Regions from separate parts of the Homo sapiens genome. Here all the other regions are linked to region 3. Evidence: chromatin loops called from intact Hi-C (ENCODE). Cell type or tissue: endothelial cell of umbilical vein. All regions are shown on one strand.

Region 1 (8,000 bases), 69 kb after region 3:
GCTGCTGGGACAGGTTGGTGGGGGGCAGGGGCTCAGGGCATCTGGGAGCAGGGAGAGGGATGCATCCAGTGGGTAGTTCCCAGCCCTGTGTTTGTACTGGATCCACCTAGGAGAGAAACAGATCCAGCCCTCACTCTTTGATTTTAGGGCTATGTAGGGCTGTGGGGGCCTAGGAATCTGTATAGTAAGATCTCTGGGTGTTTCTGGTGCAGTCAGAGTGGGCACCACTGAGAAAAATGTCTCTTCAGGTGGATGGGAGTGGCAGAGGCTCCATAAATGACTGAGACCCTCTTCTTAGCTCTAATCGCCTTTGTTCAGTTTGGGCTGGGCTCACCCAGGCTCAGGTGCCCCTAGGCCCATAGCTTCCACCCCTGCCTTCAGGTGCTTCCCCCAGCCCAGACCTCAGCCCTCCCCAGCTCCCAGGCCACTCCTCCTCCTCTGAGTTCCTGCAGCACTGAGAATTTGAACCCCGGATGTGACATGAACAGTGGTCTCGGTGTCCTCTGAGTGGGGATGTGTGCCAGGCCCCTGCTAAATGCTTGATGGGCCTTAGACAGCCCCCTTCTCGCCCCCACCCTGTGAGGCAGGCACCAGTGCTCCCTTGCTCTAGGGAGGGGCTCTCGTGAGCACAGGGATGAGGATTTGGATCCGAGACCATGAGGCTGTTGTTCCTCCCTTTACCAATGTGTGTATGGGAGGCCCCGGGAAAGGAGACCCCCCAGCCCCTGGGCATTGGATGGGAGCCAGGAGGAGAAAGATGAGGTCCCCAGTCCTTGGCAGCTCGTAACCTCTGGACCTCACTCCTTTGCCCCCAGGCCAGGCAGTGCAGGCTTTGCTGTCAAACCCTGGCTGCCTCAGTTTCCTGCCCTTCCCCGCTCCTTATGCGATGGGAAGGGACAAACAGCCCAAATGTGGGCAGGGATGCAGGACTAGTAGCTGACAATTTCCCAGGGTGTCCCACTGGGCCCCGGCGCCCTCTCAGCAGGCTGATGGCAGGTGATGTGGACTAAGCAGGGGACACACTCACAGATGGCATCTATGTGCGGTGCCCAGGAGGAAACCAGAGGCACAGCTTGGGTGGCAGCAGAGCCAGCACCAGAACTCAGATTTCCTGACTCCTAGCTGGTTGTTCCTGCACCAGGCAAAGAGGAGAGGAGTGGAGGAGGAAGGCCTGGCTAATCCTTACCTGGGCATGACCAACGGCAGTCTCCTGGGGCTTCCCACCCTGCTTCCTTGCCCCTCTAGGGGAATGGCAGGTGCTGGCAGTCCAGGGGGACCTGGTGGGATGTTGGGACCTGGAGGGCTGAAGTGATGGGGTTGGTTGGGGATCTCACTCACTGGTGCCTCATAATCGCCCAGGCCTTTGGAGTTGAGGTGTGAGAAGCTGGAGGGCCTGCCCCATACGCATCTTAGGGGGCAGCAGGGTGGTGGAGGGGTCCCCTAGATGCCAGTGGTGACCCCACTGTCCTCCAGGCAGAGCAAGCAGGGCCCACACAGCCCTTAGAATCAGGCCTTGAAAAAGACCAGGCTGAGCATGGGGACCCTGAAGGGCAGCCCAGGGCCTCTCTGGGGGCTGCTGGCTGTGCTCAAGAGGGGGCACCTGATGGGACCACGTCAGCTCCAGGAGAAGCACAGAATATACTTTTTAACTCTGACTTTGTTGCTGGGATCTTGAATGCTCCAGAGCACAGTGGGAGCTGCCTCTTTAGAGAAGCAGCTGCTGGGGGAGGAGGGAGGTGGGGCCTGGAGGTGGGTGGGCTCCAAGGCAGTGGCTCCTAGGGCGGGGGTATGCATTTGTGCCTTCCTGCAGCAAATGTTCATGGGCTAGAGGGCCTGGGGCCATGGGGACCAAACAGCCCGGTGCCTGTCCCCAGGCCACCTACAGTGGGGGGCAGAGGGGTAGAATGACAAATGCAAACAGGGAGCTGGGAGGGAGCCCCCTTTGGATGGATGAGGTGATCAGGGCAGGCTTCTCTGCAGAGGAAACCCAAAGGTTGAGTAGGGGGCAGCCAAGTCAGGGGTGAGGGCAGGTGGGGGGCTTGGTGGGAAGGGACCATGACCGACAGCTCCCACACAGTCCCCTCTCCACACCTGGCCTGACATGTCCTACTTGATCCTCACATAGTCCCATCACTGCTTTATGGACCACGCCAGAGGGGGGAGATCAGATGATCTCCAGTGTGCCCAAGGCCACTCATGGGGGTCAGGGAGCTGATTCTCAAATCCAGGAATATGCCTTGAAAGTCTGGGGCTCCCTTCTGCACTGTGCTTATAGATGTGGGATCCTTAGCTTTCTTGGGAGCATGGATCCCTTTGAGGATCTCGATGAAAAATCTGCACCTCTCCCAGAAAAATGCACCTCTGCACAGGTTCACAGATGTCTGCATACAATTTCAGGGTTCTCAGACCCTGAAGGCCACCAAGGGACCCAAGTACATGAGCCTTACACAGCACAACCTAAATCGTCAATGGCAATGTCTCAGGAGTGTAGGACAGTGACTGCCTCTGTAAGACCATCAGCACAGCCATGGCCACACATGTTGTCTGGAGGATCAGGTGGCCTTTTTCTGTGGCTTTTGAGGTTGAGGCTGGGTACCCTTGTGGCTAATGCATAATGCCAGGATGGCCAATAAAGACACCATAAAAATTCCCTGCCGTGTGCCTGACACTGGACAGATTTAATCTCCAGGTCTTCTGGGAACCCCGCAGAGGCAGGGGCTGTTTTCTCATTTTACTGATGGAAACTGAGGCTCAAGGAAGTGAAGGAATTTGTTTCAAGTCCCAGGCAGTACCACGAACATGGGATTTGAAATCACGCAAGTCTGACACGCAAACCTTGGTTCTTTCCTTTTTCCCTTCTCACAGAGGGTGCTTTTCGCTTCCCGGAAGCTGGCAGGGAGTTCCTCTAAAGCGCAGGTTGGAGTGGTCAGAAGGGAGCGAACTGACAGCACGAGGAAGGCTCAGCGCATGCCAGCTCCACTCACGGGAAATGACTCACTGCAGCCCTGCTGCTCTCGGGCTCCGGGGGACACATCCACATTTCCTGTATCTCGGCTAGAGCCTTGGGCAGTGTGAGCTGGCAGGGCAGATCGCTGAAGGCGGCTAGAGATAGAAAACCACCCAGCTCTGCATCCTGAGACAAAGAAGCCTTTCCCTGGGCTCATATGATAGAGGTACGTTGCCTCTGGGCCTCAGTTTTGCCATCTGTAAAATAGGGTGAAGGTCAGACTAGATTGGGCATATTCAGTGTGGGATCCCCCTAATGACGGCATCAGCATCACCTGGGAAACTGCAAATTCTCCTTTATGACAGTGGCTCTCAAACTTTAATGTGCATTGAAACCATCTGGAGGAGAGGAGCGTTTCCCACTTGAGAACCACACAGCGGGATCAGGGAGGGGCGAACTATAGTCCACCGGCCAAATCTGGCCATGGCCTGCTTTTTATGGCCCATGAGCTAAGAATAGTTTTTTCCATTTTTCAGTAGTTGGGGAAAAAAATCAAAGAATATTTTGTGACATATACAAATTATATGAAATTCAAATCTCAGTGTCCATAAATAAGGTTTCGTTGGCACACAGTCACTCTCAGTCATTTGCATATCGTCTACGGCTGCTTTTTCCGCTATGAAGACAGAGTGGAGGCGCTTGCTCTCCTGGTTACATGCTGCTGCTCACGCCCTACACCTCGCAGGGATGTGGTTAAACTCGGCTTTGCCTCTTGGCCTGCAGAGCCTAAAATATTTACTATCTGGCCCTTCATACCAGACATTTGCCGACCCTCATCTACAGAGAGAAGGGAAAGGAAGAGAACGGGAGGGGAGGGGAGGGGAAAGGAGGGGGAAGGGGAGAGAAGGGGTTTGTGCAAGAGCTGGGGTCCCTTCTGGGGAAAAAATGAGCTGTCAGGGGCTTTTGGAATCTGAGAGAGTCCTGCTCTGCGCTGGGCCAACATTTGGAATCTTTTGCACAGTTGCTTTGAGGGTGATCTGGAAGGCCCCTCTGACCAATAAAGACCTTCCCTCTTGCCTGTATGAAAACCTAACATTCCACTTCTAGAGCAGGGGCTCTTACCTGGGAAGCCCCCCATCCAGAGGCCAGGCTTCGGGGGTTCTAGGTAAGCTTTTAAGCATGCAGGTGTTTTCTGGGGAGAGTTTGGTGGCGCCAGTGACCTTCCCTACCCCTCCCAAATCCCAAGCACCCTTTTTGTTCCTTTGGGGCACACATTTTTCTCTCCCCACCCCTCCTTTCAAAATGTGAAAGTCCCCGGAAGGGGGACACTGTGCACCTACATCTTCCTACCTAGGAAAGGGGTGAGGTGATCTGATGGGACTAGGCAGGCTTTAGGAACGTCCAAGGAGTCTGAGGAGAGGTGGAGGGCGGCGGGGGCAGGGGGGCATTTAGAGAGAGGAAATGGGAAAGAGGGCATCTTTCCCAGAGGGCTGCAGGACCTCCGAGCCCACACTATCTGTACTCATCCACTTCTCCGCATCAGCAAGAGGCATCCAAGACTCGCAGCCCACACGGCTACCCTCCCACCCTCACTGGTGGGCACTTCCACTCCCCAGGCCCCACGAGGCCTCCCGCCTGCAGCGTTAGCCAAGCAAGTCTCAACTCTGGCCCTGGGATTCCAGGTATTTTCCCAGCCAGCCGCACCTCATCTAATTGCTTTCCAGTCAGCTAATCCCTGGCCCACGCCCTCCACTCCAGCCAGGCAAGCCACCTCTGTGTGGCCAGCAGGAGCTTCTGAGACTTCCCATGGCATGCATCCAAGCCTGGGGCAGCCTCTCGCCTCCCCTTGCCCAAACCACATCCTCTTTGCCCTTCCCCACACCTCAAACTCTCCTCTGACTAACATTTCCAAAAAAAGTAGAGCTTGGTCCAGTCCAGACCAAAAGCGGCAGACTAATTCATTCCCTACCACCTCCGCCCCCCAGACTCAGCACTTCCTGACTATCAGGAAAGAACAATCAGCAAAAAGTGGAGCTGTACCTACTGTTCAATTTCTAGAGCTAATTGTTTTCAGCAGGGTTTTGGCCTTAATTAAAGGATAATTAATTACTGAATGTGTGTTTGCATTTCCACAAGTGTGTTTGCGTTTCCTAAGTCTGGCTTTTAACCCTGGGAAACCAGATTCAGCAAATACTTTCATGTTTCAATACTTCTGAGTAAGGGAGAAGGTCTTAATTACAGAAATGGTAGTCCTGTGTAATCAAGGGGCAATGCAAGAATGAGCTAATTGTGCCTTCCACACACTCGGCCACGATTTCTGTCGAGCTGCTGTGAGGAGAGGGTGGCAGCTGCCCAGCCCTGCCCAGCACTGTGTCCCTATCCGTGGATTCTCTTATCCCTGTCACGCAACTGGCCACCCCTGCCACAGCCCTTCTCTTCCCTTTCTATGTGTTTCTTCTTTCCTACCTTTTCCCCCTCTTTAGCACTTTGGGAGGCTGAGGCGGGATTGCTTGAGCCCAGGAGTTTGAGACCAGCCTGGGCCACATGGCAAACCCCGTCTCTACTAAAAATACAAAAAATTAGCCGGGGGTGGTGGTGCACACCTGGAGTCCCAACTACTTGGGGGGCTGAGGTGGGATGATTGTTTGAGCCTGGGAGGTTGAGGCTGCAGTGAGTCCTGATTGTGCCACTGCATTCCAGCCTAGGTGACAAAGGGAGACCCTGTCTTAAAAAAAAAAAAAAAAGAAGGACCACGTTTTCCAGACCCTGCAGGGAGCTCTCCAGCCAGGCAGCCCCCACACGCACACTGGCTGTGAGCTTGAGGTTTTAGTATTCATGGTGCCCCTTTGCTGCCTGGTGCTATGAGAGGCTATGAAAAGTACTTTTGAGACTTTGGGAATCCAGTTACTTTAGGGGTCCAGAACTGCTCCAAAAGCCTGAGGATTCCAGAAGCTGCCTCCAGACCGCCTGGTCCAGCGTAATAGCCACAGGCCACATGTGGTCTTGGGCACTTCAAATGTGCCTGAGTCCAAATTGAGAGCTGCTTTCAGTGTAAACTACAGACTGGATTTCAAAGACTTCGTACCAAAAGAGAAGAACGTAAAAAATATCTCATTGGTACTTTTTAATATTGATTACACGTTAAAATGGTGATTATTTGGATATATTAGACAGCATAAAATTAATTTCACCTGTTCCCTTTTCAGTTTTTTAAAATGTGGCTACTAGGCCATGTAAAATTACACGTGGCTCACGTTATATTGTTACTGGCCATGTTGCTCCATAGGTGAATTCTGCTGTAATTGTCAAGGTTTCCGTCATCTTCAAGGTCTGTGACTGTGGGTGTCCTTTCCCACCCACTCCATTCTCCCACCCTTCGTGCCCCCTGCACATACTCCTAACTTCCTCCGTTCCTCATGGGAGGGGCAGTGAGGAGGGCCCTGCTGAGCGCTGTCACAGTGTACAGCAGGTGCCCAGGCCCCCACAACAATCCCTTCCCCATGGGCTCTTGGTCCAGGGAGCTTTGCTAGAAGCTCCTCCTGACTTCTCCTAAAGATTGTGGTTTGTGGGATTCTGACTTTGGACAGACTGAATCTCATATGAAGCTCGGTGGAGGGTTGTTGAGAAAAGGCCACTTAACCAAAGGCAGGGACAGAACAGAGGCAGCTTCGCAGGCTGAGAGCACTGTTTGCACTGGTTCACTCACAGTGTGGGCACAAATGCCCCTTTTGGGCTTGCTTGCTGGGGTGATGGGGGGTGTTTCTTTTCCCTTTCCCGTTCTGAGCTCATCTCCAGGGACCACTACCAGCCAGCCCCACTCTGCTCACTCACATTGCCCCTTCAAGGGTTCTGGATTTATCTCCACTGAGAAATCATTCCAGATGAATTCTAGAAGGGCTGACTATTGTCTCTGGCTTTGCTCAGTCTAGGCACTCTACTTCCTTAATTCAGTCAATAAGTATCTACTGAGGACCTGCTATATACCAGGCACTATTCTAGGCACAGGGATACAGCTGTGAATAGACACGTTCCCTGCCTTGAGAGAGTTTCCATGCTAGTTGAGAGACAGAAAATAAGCGATTAACAAAGAAAACTCCAAGCCAGGCACTAGTAGGGCAATGAAGAGAAGGCAGTCAGGCTGGGGACAGTGGTGGGGGGACAGGCTGGGGCGTGGTCGGGGGGGGGTCTGAGAAACTGACTTCTGAGCAGAGCCCTGGACAGGCACCTAGAAGAAGGGCCTTCTCCCAGAGAGTGAACCAAGGTCCTGAGCCTTATTCTACTGTGTTCTTCCACATTTTTTCCCAGTAAGCAGCACTTCAGTTTATACAATATAAAATATGCTGTGAACCCATCCTTTTATTTCATGTCTTTGTTTTTTGGGGGTGGTGTACCTCTCAGACAGTGAGCTACAGGGAAGGGAGGAAGTCAATTTATAATCAACAAATCTGGCCGGGCGCGGTGGTTCACGCCTGTAGCCTGTAATCCCAGCACCTTGGGAGGCCAAGGTGGGCGGATCACCTGAGGTCAGGAGTTTGAGATCAGCCTGGCCAACATAGTGAAACCCCGTCTCTACTAAAAATACTAAAATTAGCTGGGTGTGGTGGCACACGCCTGTAATCCCGGCTACTCAGGAGGCTGAGGCAGGAGAATCCTTGACTCTGGCAGGCGGAGGTTGTAGTGAGCCAAGATCACATCACTGCACTCCAGCCTGGGTGACAGAGCGAGACACTGTCTCAAAACACAAACAAACAAACAAAAATAATTAACACATCTACCCAAGGGCCAGAGAGGGTAAGCTGCAGAAGACTGTCTGCCTCCGAAACCCACCTTCTTCCCCTAGCATTCCCCTCCTCTTCCTGGCTACAAGAGAAGGCTGATCCTGGAGGTTCTTTCTCAAAAGGCCTGGCCCCGCCCACACTCTGACCTACAGTTCAGTGCTGGCGGCAATGAGAGCAGAGCCATCAAGAAGGAGCTGGAGCCTGGCTTGGTCTTGAGGTGGACAGAAGGGAGGAGAAAAGTTAGTTCCCTAAACATCATTCACATCTGAAGGCAA
Region 2 (8,000 bases), 270 kb before region 3:
TTTAAACTAAGTGAAAATGAAAATGGAACATATCAAATGTTGTGGGATGGCTGCCACTAAAGCAGTATTTTAAGGGGAAGGTATAGCCTGAAATGCCTATATTGGAAAGAAAGAAAGATCTCAAATCAGTGACTTCAGCTTTCACCTTAAGAAACTAGAAAAAGAACAACAAATTAAGCCCAAAATAAAATAAAAATAATAAAAAGCAGGAATCACTGATATAGAAAACAAATGCAGTAGATAAAATTAAAACCAAAAGCTCATTCCTTGAGAAGATCAACAAAAATGATAAACCTTTGGCCAAGATTGTATGTGGAGTAATTTTGGGCTGTATCTTGAACATATGATGGTTACACAGATTAGGTATCCCTAATCTAAAAATCCAAAATGCTCCAAAATTCAGAACGTTTTGAGCACCGACATAATACTCAAAGGAAACATTCACTGGAGCATTTTGGATTTCAAATTTTTGGATTTGGTATGTTCACCTGGTAAGTATCATGCCAATATTCCAAAATTTGCAGGAATTCAAAATTAAAAACACTTCTGGTTCCAAGCATTTCAGATGAAGGAAATTCAACCTGTATTGTGGGGACTCTGGACAATTCTATTATAAACCAGCTGGTTTGTGTCTCGTAAAACAGAATAACATGTTCTCTTTACTGGGGGATCAAGGATTAAATTAAAATGCATTTATGTAAAAATTAAAGATTTTTTCATTGGCATATAAATATAGTTCTGAGTGATCTCAAAATCATGCTGTTCCACGGAAACATTCATTTTGCTTTGGGTTTCTCTCATAAATCATCTTAACTTTTATCCTTGACTTTTTCTTACCAGAGCACATCTCTTTTGTTTAAAATACCCATCTAACTCCAACACGACCTTGACTCTAGATGGTTTGCTGCATTTCATGACGTGGTATTTCCAGTGATTCTCCAAATCAGAAACTGCATACTAACGGCCTGCAGCCTGGACTCAGGCTAGAGAGGTGCTGTGTTTGGTTTGCACAGTTTTTTTTGTTTGTTTGGTTTTGGTTTTTTGAAGTTAGAATTTGTTGCTAACATATAACAAGTTGGAATAGCTGGCAATGCAGAGCCCACAGTCCTCCATGCCAGAAATCAATTGGAACTGAATGGTGACTTTTTCCATAGGTTCTCTCTTAAGGGTTTTTACATTAATTCCCTCAATTTAACCATCACAGCAACTCTTAACTGCCACCATCATTATCACCAAGTATAAGGAAACTGAGTCTCAGAAAAATTAAGTGTCAGAAATCCCATGAGCTATTAAATGGAGGAGTGGGTGTTTAAATACAAATGTGTCTGAATTAGCCTATATTCCTTTCTGCATAACATCAAAAATGAGGTTATTTTATCTTTCAGTTGAAAAATCATTGGTATCCATAAATATTATATGATGCTAGCTGTAGTGCCCCAGGTATCAAGTTTATCATGTTAAATTGTGCAAGGTTAAAATTTACAATCATTTATCAATTTTCTTTAAGTTCCTTAATGTGGAGTTTACCATAGGCTACTTTCTCATTTCTAGAATATTGACATTTGTTGCCTGTACTGTCCATATAGGTTACTGATAAATAATTGAGAAAGGTGTTCACTTTAACATTGTTTTCCTATTTAAATTCTTTATTTAATATGATTCCCATTTATGAAAATAACAACTAATCACTACCAGAGAACGAGGATGGGCACTGACATCTATAGTTTTCTGGTTTCAAAAGGAACACAGAAATTAAACTTCATTTTGAATAAAAGCTGTCCATGATTTAGATAATAATTTATATCTCTTATCAAGAAAAAAGTCTTCCTTACAAAGATAGACTTGTATATTCTAGCTTAATAAATATTTACTTTTTGACTGAACAGATTAGATTCTTTAATCTGGGACTGTTTGTTTCTATCTAACTAGCATTGTTATCAGACTAGAGTTAGGTTTTTCCATACAACAGATCACTTGACAAATAATTAAATACATCTATTATACAAAAGTAAACTGGAATTAAATACTAACATTTATAGTCTAGGTCATGTAATTTCCTCTACCAAAAGTAAGGAAAATATTAACCCTCTCCACTTTAGTATAAACTTTAAAGAAGTTCAACAGATTCATGCTTTGAATAAAGTATCTTTTGCTTTCTTTTTTTGCCTTAAGTGGAAATGATGGTGCTGGTAGTAAGAGATTATTTTACTGTTGCTATCTCTGCTGATTAAGAATGAACAAAATATCAAAGCATTTACATACAGAGGAAGCAGTAGATACTTCGTGTTAAACAGACCTTGGGCAATTTACTTTCCCTCAGCTCCCTTCTCTGTAAAATAGGGATAGTAATATCTACCTTATGTTGACAATGATTTCTCTAAAGACCCAATCCTGTATTTGTTGTGTAATAGATACTCTATAGATGGTAACTATAAGCCTATTCATCGTTGTTGTCATCATCATCATCATCATCACAACAAAATAACTTTATGGTTTTGACAGACCTGAAGATATATTGTGTGGTAACTATATATTCCAAGTCAAAAGTTGTGACATGGTTTGTAAGCAAATGGTAGAATCACATTAGGTGACATTTTAAGTACTCAGTATATCAAGAAACTTTACAGTAGGTGTCTTAAATTGGACACTGTTCAAACAAATTAGAAATGGAGACACTCTTTAAGCCTAATAGATCTTTACTGAATATTGGTCAAATCTCCTTATCAGTTGTAATTACAGTACAGTGAAAAGTCTGTGTAACCCAAAGCTACTGAGCTTCAGATTTTAAATAACTCATAGCAAAATAAAGTTCAGTAATAGTCTCATACATGAAGGCAGTGAGATCATTATGGAATGGAAAGAGCACTGGATTGGGAGTCAAAAGACCAGAGTTGTTCTGGCTCTCAGAAAGCTTTGTGACTGTGGTCTAGTTGTCACCTCTCTTGTTTTTCATCAACACTCAAAGAAGGGAGCTGGATTACATTGTGAAGATCCCAAATATAATGTATCAATGCCCTTCAGTGTGCTGTAATGGGAATTAACTGTAGCTTTTGAGCCAGCAGAGGGAGCACGAAGCATGAATTTATGTCTGGGTTTTAGGAAAATGGGGGCGTGGTGGGGGGGTTACATGGTTAAACATTAATTACAGTTCTTAAAATAGATTATTTCCTATCAGGTTATACCCAACTTGATTTGATCTATAATATTATCTGGAGATGGTGGCATTCTTAAAACTACTGATAGAATTCTACCTCTGTAATTATCGGTAGTTATAATAAAGGACTATATTCCAAAAGTACATTTAATCCATGGTTATTTCTGAGGATTACTATCGTTTATTTTCTCTATTGTTAGTGTATTTTTATTAGAAAGAATTATAATTTTATCATTTTGGAAATATTCTGTTGATATTGAAATAACTGGGCTATTTGAAACCATAAGAATCTTTAAGTGATACATCATTTATCTAGCATTCTTGGGAATTGTGCAGTTCCACATATTTTCCAAATAACAAAAGTATGTTTCACTAAAGCGCCACCTTAAAAATGTTAGAAAGTATTTGGGATAGAGATCTTGCTATTGCAGACTTTTAGGAGTTTGAAGTAAAGACCTTACACACATTTGAATCTTTTTCTCATTGCTGCAGGGTTGTTGATTTGAGCATGTACTGATGTACTAAACCATAGTGGAATTCTGAGTTTGCTCCTTCTTTGATGTTGAGGCCCATTTTTCTCTTTTTGGTCACACTACTCTTAGATTTTTCCCATTTCCACATATTCCCATTCTGGTTTTCCTTTCTTCTTTGTTGCTTTTATTATTTAGAAGCTTTCACTGAGGAAGCCAGTAACTGAGCTTTCTGAGAACTGTGTTAAATTAAGATTCTAATTTAAGGCCTAAGGAGTTAAATCCATGGCTTTCCTATAGGCATTGATAACAACTTCATTCATGGAAATTGTTCTCTCTTTGTGGTTTCGGTTTATGTATTAAGAGGTTGGAAAGGGAGCTACTTCTTTATTCAGGATGAGTCACAGTAGAGATGGGTTTCTTATGAAGTTACTGTAAATATATGATTGGTTTTGTGGTTTTTCTAAAAAGTAGTTTTAGAACTTTAACTCAAAGAATATCTTATCCACCAGTCAGTAGATAGTTTATTTAAAAGGAAAATGAGGGATCATTAACCCACTGAAACCATTGGTATATACAGGAGGCATTGTGGAAGTGTTAAAAGAAGAAAAGAGGAATGGACATCTGTGCCCTTGAACTTGTATTCACATAAGAAATGAGACAAACCTACAAACAAAAGATAAAGGAAGACATGGGAAAAATGTGTAGGACAAGTATAAATTAATAATTAGGTACACAAAGATCAAAAGGAAGTTGAAATAAATGGATAAAGTTTTTACAGACATAAGATTTTTTTATAGTGATGAAGCTAATAGGTGTTGAAAAAAGGCATTTACCAGTAAAGACCTATAATTCCAGTTAAGGCTTCCTGTTCCTATGGCCATCCCAAAGACTAATTATATTCACTAAATTAAGATTAAGGGCTAAGCAAAAAAGAAATTTCAAAGTTCCAGTTGAGATTCTCAAATTAAGGGTCCAACACCTGGGAAATATTTTGGCTATCAATTGTGTTATAACGTAGTTATAGGTACTCTGCAGCATTTCCCCAAAGTTAGCAGTATCATGTTTCCTGTGACTATCTTTGTAAAATCTGACATATAGTAAACATGCTTTATTTGGTAGGTTTCCCCTGAGAGGAAATTTCTTTACACTTAGGAAGTGCCTTATGACCTGTGATAATAATAACTTCTACCCTGCCATCCTGGCTCCTCTTGCACTCACTGTGAGGTCATTCCACTTTCCAAATGAATTTTCTCTTTCAATGTTATTTCGATCCCAATTATTCCCATAAATTAGTGACACTGTGCCATAGGATTTTTAAAAAACTGGACAGATTTGCTATTTCCTTGGTGTGCAATTTTCTCAAGAGACTAAGAAAGGGTCACCGAAAAAGACAACCAAACTTCTTTCAAGTCAGAAAATCTCTTTCTTTACAGAACATAATTTTCTAATAGAGAAAATACCATAAAACTTCTAATAAGATCGATATCTTTAGAATTGCATACTAATTATAAAAAATTAGACTTTCATCGTAGTTTAGTTTATAAAGGATATATACATTTTTAAAATCCATTGTCCATGAAATATGTATAAAAGGAGTAAAGTGCTTTTTAGATAAATTACCAATTTTTAATTTTGTAATTTTTGCTAAATAACATTTCTGACCAAATCTAGTCAAAATTGGAAAGAAGCCAAGCACAGTGGCTCACACCTATAATCCCAGCACTTTGGGAGGCTGAAGTGGGAGGATCATTTGAGGCCAGAAGTTCAAGACCAGTGCGGGCAACAAGGCAAGACCTCATCTCTGCAAAAAAAAAAAAAAAAAAAAAGCCAGGCTTGGTGACACGTGCCTGTTGTCCCAGCTATTCAGGAGGCTGAAGCTGGAGAATCACTTGGGTCCAGAAGCTTGAGGCTGTCATGAGCTATGATTGCACCACTGTACTCTAGCCTGGTCAACAGAATGAGACCCTGTTTCTTAAAAAAAAAATTGAAAAAAAATGTGCTTATGTTAAAAACACAAATGAAATTTGCATGAATGTTTTTGTGGAAAATGAAAATAATTGTCTTTAAGCTAATGTTAGATTCTCTTATTTCAGTCTCTTATAAATTTGGTAGTATAGTTACCAGAGTGTATATTGACAGATTGTGTATTTTACCTATTATTTTCAACATATTTTATCAGTAATAATTTTTGTAACATCATTTTTTAAGTTGTTAGCCATCTTTCAGTTTTCTTTCTATGTCTTCCACATTTTGACTTTAGTTACCTTAGCTAGGGGAAATTCAATTCCTGAGTTTCAGCATTTTTTTAAAGAAACATTGTTTAGTCCAATACTTTGCCATGTTGTATGACTAGTTATTATTGGGTTTACATATAATTTTTGATTATGCAGTCATACCATGAAGGTCATACTGAATGTTGTACTATAATTTTGAGTTCTTGCTAAGATACATTATGTGTTTTTAGGATTCTAGGATTGGCTTCTCCAGTTACAATGCAGGGTGTGCCCTTTTGGTGGGAACCTCTTTCACTAAATATCACACATATATTTCTTTGTCTTTTGCTTTTACTATATATAGAGTTTTTGAAGAAGATGAGTTATTGTGTTTTCTTTATAGTGTTGAAATATGGAGCAGTAGGTTCTACTAGAACATGTGTGGTGCTTAGTGTACTGATGGACACATCTGTTGTCCATGCATTATGCTGTGTACTGCTAGTCACAAGACATTTGCATTTTAACAAGCATTACTTGACAGTCAGCAAGCTGGTGGTGCTGAGTTTTGTTATTTTGTTCTCCACCTTTTATTCCATAAAATCAACATCATTTTAGCTCTTGTCCTGGATGGAAATGAATTTTAAGCTAGTTATTATAAACCTAAAATAATGTTTATGGTTAGTAAGGCAATTAAATGTGAATGAACGGGCAGTTTACCCTGCCCTAACCTTGCTTCTTTGTATAAATGTCAGTGTTCTTAGTAAAGATTGTTACGTAATTAGTCTTTCCTTCATTTTAACTTTTGGTCCTTAAAGATAAGATTTTTAAACTAAAATCAACTAAGACTGCTTGTTTCTGATTTTGTAAGGCAAGAATACCGACGTCATTGCAGTTTCTTTTATTGGAGTAAGAACGATAGAAAAGAAGATAAATCATCAATTAGTAGTAAGCATATTTTAGACCATGTTGTGCGCAGAACACTGTCCAAGGATCTACAATCAAGGCCTTAAATGAACTTGGCATTTGGAAAAATACATGTTTACAGTACAAATATGCATTACACTTGTGTGTAGCAGTTTAAGAGCAACTATGAAGCCGCATATTGAAGCAAACAAATAATTAAGATGACATAATTTGATAGAGAAAAAAAGCTTGGGAAGTTACTATTTCTATTATAATCTGCAAGTAAAAAGAGACAAGTTTCATAACATGAATTTGTTCTGTCTTCGTCGGCTTTGATGTTTTTTTCTGTTATGGTGTATTAATCCTCACATGTTTTCCGTATTTGTTAGAACCATCGTTATCTGTCCCTTTCTTCTTCAGCCTTTTCCCTCAGTTCTCGCTCTCTCTCTGTCTCAGCTTAAGTTCACTTCATTCTCTCTTCTTGCACATGGGTTTTCTCTGTGAAGCTAAGCGTGACCATAGCCAACTCCGGGATTACGTCTTTACAATCTTCTAACCAGAGAGAAAAAGCAGCTTTCTCACCCTTTCTAGTTAGTAAAATCCTAGGGAATATTTCCAGCTGGCTCAACTAGAGCTTATATTCATTGACCAATCTTTGTGACTCAGGGAATGAGCCTGTGTCATAATCTCACTTTTTTCAGGAAAGTAGTTTCTGTTTCTGAAAGTAGGGGGTGAGAGTGAATCATATTGGACAAGAAAAATAGCCATCATAATTAATAAATCTCCATATAAGAGATAATGAAGTAGTGTAATGAGTCCATGGTCTAGACTCGGATTACCAGGCTGTGAATTCTAGCTCTTCCATTTATGAATAGTATAGTCCTTGGCAAGTTAATTTACTTCTGTATGTCATCACTTATAATGTGATGTTAATAATAATACTGTCTTCATTAAGGAGCTGTATATTTAGTTAACAAATGTAAAAGGTTAGAGAGATGTGTGGCATAGAGCACATTCTCAGTAAGTGCTAGCTGCCATCATTCTTATCTACATCATCATCATAGAAAAAGATACCATTGGGACCCATCCTAGGAATTGTAAGTCTGGTTTAACATGCCATAATCAATCAGTACCATCCACTATTTTATTAGACTTAAAAAGAAAACTATATGATCATCTCAGTAGGTACAGAAAAAGCATTTGACAAAATTCAATGGCCATTTATGAAAAGAAATGAAACCAGCTTTCACATAACAA
Region 3 (8,000 bases):
TTTCAGTATTTATCACTATAACTTTTTAGGGATATATAAAATATTCATTAAAAATGTAAAAATAGTATATATTCATCATCAAATATTCAAAAGACACAATAATGCATTAAATAAAATGTTAAAGCCCTTCTTAATTTCTCCAATGCTACTTTTCAGGGGTAAATTTCATTAGAATGGATTACAATAGTCCCTCCTTATCTGCAGTTTTGTTTTCCACTGTTTCAGTTACCTGTGATATATATATATATCATTTTTTATATATATGTGATATATATCATATATGATAGATATATGTGTGAGATATATATATATATGTATTTTTTTTTTTCGAGACAGCATCTTGCTCTGTCACCCAGGTTGGAGCGCAGTGGTGTGATCTTGGCTCACTGCTGCCTCGACCTCCTGGGCTCAATGCATCTTCCCACCTTAGCCTCTTGAGTAGCTAGAACTACAGGTGTGTGCCACCACACCCAACTAATTTTTGTATCTTTTGTAGAGATGTTTTTGTTTTTGTTTTTTGTTTTTTGTTTTTTGAGACAGAGTCTTGTTCTGTCTTCCAAGCTGGAGTGCAGTGGCGCAATCTTGGCTCACTGCAACCTCTGCCTCCTAGGTTGAAATGATTCTCCCACCTCAGCCTCCCAAGTAGCTGGGATTACAGGCATGTGCCACCATTTCCTGCTAATTTTTTTGTATTTTTAGTAGGGATTGGATTTCACCATGTTGAACTCCTGACCTCAAGTGATCCACCCACCCTGGCCTCCCACAGTGCTGGGATTACAGGCGTGAGCCACTGCGCCCAGCCTAGAGATGAGGTTTTGCCACGTTGCCCAGGCTGGTCGCAAACTCCTGGGCTCAAGCCATCTGCCCACCTTGGCCTCCCAAAGTGCTGGGATTACATGCGTGAGCCAGTGTGCCCAGCCATGGTCTGAAAATATTAAGTGGAAAATTCCAGAAAGAAGCAATTTATATATAAGTTTTAAATTGTGTGCCATTCTGAGTAGCGGATAAAAATCTCGTGTTGTTCTGCTCTGTCTTATCCGGGACGTGAATCATCTCTTTGTCCAGTGTGTCCATGCTGTAGGCACTTCCCACCCATTGGTCACTTAGTAGTGTCTGTTAGCAGAGCAACTGTCATCGTATTGCAGAGCTTGTGTTCAAGTAACCCTTATTTTACTTAATGATGGCCTCGAAGCCCAAGAGTAGTGATGCTGACACGTTGTCTTAGGTATTCTATTTTATTATTGTTGTTAATCTTTTACTACATCTAATTTATAAATTCAACTTCGTCATAGGTATATATGCACAGGAAAAAATATGTAGGGTTCTGTACTATCTGTAGTTTCAGGCTTCCTGGGCGTCTTGGAACATATCCCTCAAGGGTAGTGGGGTACTACTGTATATCACCATATTCCAAAATAATATTCTTATTCTTATGTTTCTTGATACATCAATTTTAGATATCATCTAATAACCTCCTAGCTGGGGATTAGCTCTCTTGCAGCATCACATTGCTTCCCTTTCCAGTGGCCAACACTTACATTATTATGACTATGCCCGTATTGTACACCCTGAGTCATATAGTATACTATGATTGCATCTATTATTTTTACACAATGTGTTGGTATTTCTGAAGTTGAGTTGTCTAGGTTCTTTTCATTTGCTTCAAGTCCATTGTATTTTTTGCCATTGGTTTCCACACTCTTCAATTACTTCTCAATATAGTTTTTCTCAATGTTAAACCTACCAGATAGTTTGTCAGTTCAATTTTTTCCCCTTCTGGAGTCTCCAGCCCTCTGCCCTAGTCTGGACAGGTTGCCTCATAGGCCTGATGCACAGCAGTCACCCTGAAGCATCCCTCCACCTTCTATTGGGTGGGATCCCTCGTTACCGGCATCCCATGACTTTACCTTTCTTGGTTTAGTCCCTCATTTTGGTGCCAATTGTCTTTAAGTAGCCTGCCTGCCTGCCTGCCTGCATTCCTTCCTTCCTTCCTTCGTTCCTTCCTTCCTTCCTTCCTTCCTTCCTTCCTTCCTTCCTTCCTTCCTTCCTTCGTTCCTTCCCTTCCTCCCTTCCTTCCTTCCTTCCTTCCCTTCCTCCCTCTCTCCTTCCCTCCTTCCTTGCTGCCTTCTTTCCTTCCCTCCTTCCTTCCTTCTTTCCATCTCCCTTTCTCCTCCTTCTCTTTCTTCTTCTTCTAAGCATAACCAAGGGCTTCACAGCAAGAGACAAGGGAAGAAGGACCCACTGGCAGCTTCAGCCTCTGGTCTGTTGTCTCAGCAATTCCACTCTGGCCCTGGACTTGCACTTAGCAAAACTAAAGCCCTGCAAATGACTACACCCACCCTGTTCACAAGGTGAGGGTTTTTTAGGGGCCACCAGGTGTTACCAGAGCTTGCCTGTTAGGGATTCACTCCCTGCCCATTCATGCCTCAAACTATATGGAGAACCCCCTGCAGGGGAATACTCTATCCTGTTGCTTTCTTGATTACTTTTGGTTCCACTGTGTAAAGGGACCCTGAGGACTGAATCCAGCACCTCAAAAGCCACCTGCCTAAAAAGGCAGTCGCATTCTTTCCATTCCCCTCTGCTCTTCCCCATGTGTTTTTCCTCTCTCCCTGGACTGGAAATTTTTGGATGTCAAGTTGTTTTTGTTTTGCTGGCACTGCCTCAGCTTAGGCACTCCTGGCTTCTGGCTTGAACAATTCAGGGGCCTCCTGGGCACTGTCTCGATTCGCATGCTGCCCCCTGCTAATCCATACTTCTAGTTAGGGCAGAGAGTATGTTGTAACATCCAACATTGAGTTATTTTGTTTGTAAAAAACCACATCTCCACATCTCCACACAGGCCCCTTGGCCTGAAATGCATTTCCCTGCTCTCTAGCTGATGAAACCCATCTCTTCTTTCAATGTCCAGCTCAAACATCTACTCCTTCAAGAAGGCTTCCAGTCTCTTCTGTCGGAATGAATCACATCCTGCAGCACTTTATATGACATTTTCTTCTAATCCCTGTCCTTGTCTGCCATGGGAAAGCAGAGAGAGGAGTCAAGTAACCCAGGACAGATCCTGTGGCCAACTAGCAGAGCCACAGGCCACCTCAGCTGGCCCATCTGCGTACTTGTCAGGGAGGAGAGCTTGACTTTGTTCAATACCTATTAAGTGCCATGTCCTAGGCTAAGAATTTCACTGACATAGTGCAATTACATGCTGAACCCCAAAGCTCTTTCAGCAACAAACTTCTCTGCATATGTCCACTTTGAGAGTCTGGGCAGATAATGAGATAGACAAAGAATTGGAGGTGGGGGAATGAAACAGAGAGGACATTTGTTTTTGTAGATTAGCCTACTGTCATCTGGCTCTCTATCTGGTTTAGGGGAATTCTTACTTGAGTCTTTTTTTGTTTTGTTTTTGTTTGTTTTTTATTTTTATTTTTTAAATCTGAGACTGCGTCTCACTCTGTCACCCAGGCTGGAGTGCGGTGGTGCAATCTCGGGCTCACTGCAACCTCTGCCTCCTGGCTTCAAGCCATTCTCCTGCCTCTGCCTCCTGAGTAACTGGGATTTCAGGCATGCGCCACCATGCCCAGCTAATTTTTGTAGTTTTAGTAGAGACAGGGTTTCACCATGTTGATCTGGCTGGTCTCGAACTCTGGACCTCAGGTGGTCCACTGCCTCGGCTTCCCACAGTGCTGGGATTACAGGCATGAGCCACTATGCCCGGCCCTTACTTGAGTCTTATTGAGAGGATAATGAGCAAGATACTTGCTTTCCCAGCTTCCCTAGTGACCAAGTACAGTCATGTGACCTGGGATTGGCCAATCAGATGCCCTCATCCTGGTCCTGGGATCAGGGTCTGGGAATAGAGAAGCAGGGATGTAGGAGAATCATTCCGGAGGTGGACAGTGGTCACATCCTGTTTCTAGGGGGCAGCAGGGACGGCTAGGCCAACAGCAGCGTCCAGCGTTTGGTGTCTAGTGCTGATGTCAGTGGAAAGAGAGGAGCCTTCTGGGGCTCTGTGGCAGGGCCAGTGCGGGTCTCAGGAGGCCAGCACTGTGGTGTGGTTTGGCAGCCACCCCTGCTGTGGAGAAGTTCTCTGGCATGTTGTTGATTCTGTGACCTACCCAGGATCCCCTCATGACTTTTCTTTTGTGCTTAACTCAGCCAGAATAATGTTCTGTATTTTGCAACTAGGAAGACTGACCATGGATAGAGGCCTGGAGAGGCATAGGGACATGGTTGGCTGCAAAATCTCCCAGAGGGCTGGGAATCTCTGTGCCTCCAAAAGGTGTTGATGACCATGGTGTCTTCTCCACCCAGGTGGTCACTTAGGTCCTAAGCAGAAAGATACCACTCACCAAGGGCAGAGTCGCAAAGTTACAGAAGCCCCGGAAATGCTCCAGGAGGATGCAACTGAAAAATAGAACCATCCTAGGCAGTGGCCCTTCATCATGACAGCCACGCAAGCTGAAGGAGAAGGCCACTGTTCAGAGCAGCAGGGCCTAGAGTCCCATGGGCAGGAGGCATGGGCTCTTACCTTGCTGCAATTAACTCGCTGGGCAGCGTGGGCAAGTCCATCCTTTTCTCTGGGCTGCAGCGTCCTCATCAGGAGCCCTGGAATGTGGGCAGATAAATAGGGAGGCCTTGTCCGGCGCCACAGCTTCCAGGACCAGCACTGAGAGCTTCTGAGCTGCCCATGCCCCATGCCCTGAACTCGCGTGCTCTCCCTGACAGCAAGTCCTTGCCTTTCAGAGACTGGGTGCTCAGAAAGTGTGGGTTAATGGACCAGGGACTGGCTGGCTCTGTTAGGTGTGTGGGGTAGATGGCTGGGGTCCTGACAAGCTCCTTCTCCTTGGGTCCTGGGCCATGCCTAATGATCTTTTTCTGGGAGCTCAAGATCTGCCTTTCCTCGGTCTCTACAGAGGAAGAAGGGGAGAAAAGGGGATGGAGAAAGGGGAAGGAGGGCGGCTGGCCTGGCAGTGGCCCCAACGCAGCCTCGGCAGGCACTTTCTGGGAAGCCGCCCCCGGAACCTAGCCCCATGAAGGCCTAGAAGGCCCCGTCTCGTCTCCAGCCCGTTTCCCTTGAACCGGAGCCAGGCGGTCCTCACGCATTACTCACTGGCGGGGCGGCCCTGGCCCGGGGCCAAGGCAAACAGGCCTCCAGCCTGCCTGGGGGCTGGTCGGGCCGGGCTGAGGAGGGGAGGGAGGCACCCGCACAGCCTCCTGCCTGCCTGCGTCCTCCTGCCAGCTCAGCCCAGCCCCAGCCTGGTTGAGGGTCGGGCTTGGTCCCAGCCTCCCCCAGGGTTGGCCTGGCAGTTCCTCTGAAGCTGGCATGGCTGAGATCTTCCTCCTGCCTGTGCCCCTAGCAAGGGCTTCACCCGGGTCCTCCTTCTCCATCAAGGGAGAGATTGTGACTCCTGCCTTGTAGCCAATGCAGTGGCTTCACCCCCTGCCTGTCACTAACCAGCCCCTAGGACAGCAGAGGAGGAGGAAGCCCGGCCCTTCCCAGGCTCCAGGTCTGCATCTCAGGAGCATCTATTCAGGATGACCGATGTGATGATATGGGTTGTCCATCAATATTGTGAATTAGGAGTGCAGAAGAGAAGCAGACCACATGAGCTAGGAAGGCTTCCTGGAGGAGTGGGGCCTGGCAAGGCCTTGAAGGATGATTTAGACAGCCTTGGTGGAGGAAGACAGGAGGGTCTGTACAGTGGGTGTGTTTCTCAGGATGTGATGGGTCTGAAGATGGGGACCTGGGTAGAGGCTGAGGTAGGAAGGGGAAGATAGCTAGGTGAGGAGGATGACACCAGGTACTGTGCCTGGGCAAGCCCAATCAGCCTTTTCCCAGAAGCTCCCTTTCCACTTATGCACCTACCCATTCAACCCACCCATCTGTTCATCTGTCCATCCACATACACATCCACCTATCCATCCATCTACCCATCCCCACATCATCCATCCATCCATCCATCCATCCATCCATCCATCCATCTATCCACTCATCCATCCATCCATTCATCCATCCATCCACTCATCCAATTATCTACCTATCCACACAGCCATCTGCCCATCCATTCATCCATTTACCTATCCATACACTCATCTACCCTTCCATCCTAGCTACAAATATCTGTTGAGCATCCACTTATGAGCCAAGCCCTGTACTAGAATATTCTCACCGACCTTTGTGCATGCAGGCCTGGCTCACAGTAGGCTCAATAAATATTTGTTTAAATATATGGAGAAGTGATGATCAGAGGTGACCTGTCACTATCGTCAGTGAACTTATCATCTTGCAGAACAAAACATGTAAAATTATCAATTGTGATAAGTGCTATGAAGGGAAAGACCAGGGTGCTAAGAGAAGCAAGGAGGAGGTAAAAACTAAGGGCTCTTAGGCTGCTGTGTGATCCTGGACAAGTAACTTGACCTTGTTCTTCCTCACTTTCTGCATCTATATAATGGGAATAATGATAGTACCTTATAGGGACGTCCATTAAGTTTTTTGCAATTATCAAAATCAGAAAGCTTTAATATTAACACAACTTTCTAGTCCACCATGCACATTTAGTTTCAGTTGTCCCAATAATGTCTTTTTCTTACTAGCTTTATTGAGATATAGTTCACATACCATACAATTTGCTCACTTAAAGTATACAATTCAAGGGTTTTTTAGTACAATCATAGGTATGGGCAACCATTACCACTCACCACTGTCAACTTTAGAATATTTTCACCACTCCAAAAAGAAATCCTGCATGCTTTAGCTACCACCCACTTTCTTCTCTCCACCCTCTCCCCTGCACCAGCCCTAGAAAGCCACTAATATGCTTCTCATCTCTATAGATTGCCCTGTTCTGGATATTTTATATACATGAAATCCTACAATATGTGGTATTTTGTTACTGGCTGAAAATAATGTTCTCAAGGTTCACTTGTGTTATAGAATGTATAAATACTTCATTCCTTTTTTTTTTTGACTTTAAAAAAAGTTTTAAGATTTTTAGAACAATTTTAGGTTTGTAGCAAAATTGAGTGGAAAGTACAAAGGGTTTGCATATACCACTTCCTCTCCCTCTCAGCCTTTCCAGCCACCAACAATCCCATATCAATGTGGTACACTTATTACAATCAATGAACCAACACAGACCCATAATTATCAATCCAAGTTCATAGTTTACATTAGGGTTCACTCATTTTGGTTGAGTAAATATTCCATTGCATATGGATGTACAACATTGTGTTTACCTATTCATCAGTTGATAGGCATTTGGGTTGTCTCCATCTTTTGTCTATTATGAATAATGCTGATATAAACGTTTGTGTACAAGTTTCTATATGACCATGTGTTTTCATTTCTCTTGGGCATATAACTAGGAGTGGAATTGCTGGGTCATAGGGTAACTCTATGTTTAATCTTTTGAAGAACTGCCGGACTATTTTCCAATGTGGCTGCACCATTTTACATCCCCACCAGCAGTGTATAAAAGTTCTGATTTCTCCACATCCTTGTCAACACTTGCTATTATCTGACTTTTTGAGTTTAGCCATCCGAGTGGATGTAAAGTGGTTATCTCATTCATTGTAGCTTTGATTTGCATTTTACTGATGACTAATGGTGTTAAGTTTCTCTTCACGTGCATGTGCCTATTGGCCATTTGTATATCTTCCTTGTGGAAATGTCTATTCATAGCCTTTGCCCATTTAAAAATTGATCTATTTGTCTTTTAATTATTGAGTTGTAAGTGGTCTTTTTTTTTTTTGAGATTTGCTCTGTCACCAGGTTGGAGGGCAGTGGTGCGATCTCGGCTCATTGCAACCTCCGCCCATTGCAACCTCCGCCCCGCCAGGTTCAAGCGATTCTCCTGCCTCAGCCTCCCGAGTAGCTGGGACTACAGGTGCGTGCCACCACGCCCAGCTAATTTTTGTATTTTTAGTAGAGACAGGGTTTCACCATGTTGGCCAGGCTGGTCTCGATCTCTTGGCCTTGTGATCCACCCGCCTAGGCT

What was found. Hi-C counts contacts between places; a loop is a spot of excess contacts. Peaks named below come from ENCODE experiments on the same cell type or tissue, not always from the same donor. Only the 100,000 strongest peaks of a DNase experiment are listed, where the experiment ranks them.
Region 1: a loop joins it to region 3, with 3.0 times the contacts of the local background. A loop is called at or near these places in 10 of 110 quality-filtered maps.
Region 2: a loop joins it to region 3, with 4 times the contacts of the local background. A loop is called at or near these places in 3 of 110 quality-filtered maps.

What each region holds. Positions count from the first base shown.
Region 1 is chr18:48,829,865-48,837,864 of GRCh38, reverse strand. The region is part of intron 10 of CTIF (cap binding complex dependent translation initiation factor); the gene reads right to left. CTIF-AS1 (CTIF antisense RNA 1) reads left to right here. Exons shown (of 3, transcript XR_935449.3): 3 at 2,866-8,000. Among named protein-coding and RNA genes, the nearest start is that of CTIF-AS1, 8.0 kb to the left of the region's middle. RefSeq lists enhancers at 265-1,164, 1,165-2,065, 4,528-5,191 and a silencer at 4,633-4,927. In endothelial cell of umbilical vein, no CTCF peak of the experiment used is centred here; a DNase peak (open chromatin) is centred at 3,004; H3K27ac peaks cover 760 bases.
Region 2 is chr18:49,174,028-49,182,027 of GRCh38, reverse strand. All of the region lies in intron 14 of DYM (dymeclin), which reads left to right. Among named protein-coding and RNA genes, the nearest start is that of MIR4744, 130 kb to the right of the region's middle. In endothelial cell of umbilical vein, a CTCF peak has its summit at 3,044 (motif pointing right); a DNase peak (open chromatin) is centred at 4,827.
Region 3 is chr18:48,899,283-48,907,282 of GRCh38, reverse strand. All of the region lies in intron 2 of LOC124904355 (a long non-coding RNA gene), which reads left to right. Among named protein-coding and RNA genes, the nearest start is that of SMAD7, 48 kb to the left of the region's middle. In endothelial cell of umbilical vein, a CTCF peak has its summit at 4,603; a DNase peak (open chromatin) is centred at 5,112; H3K27ac peaks cover 2,016 bases.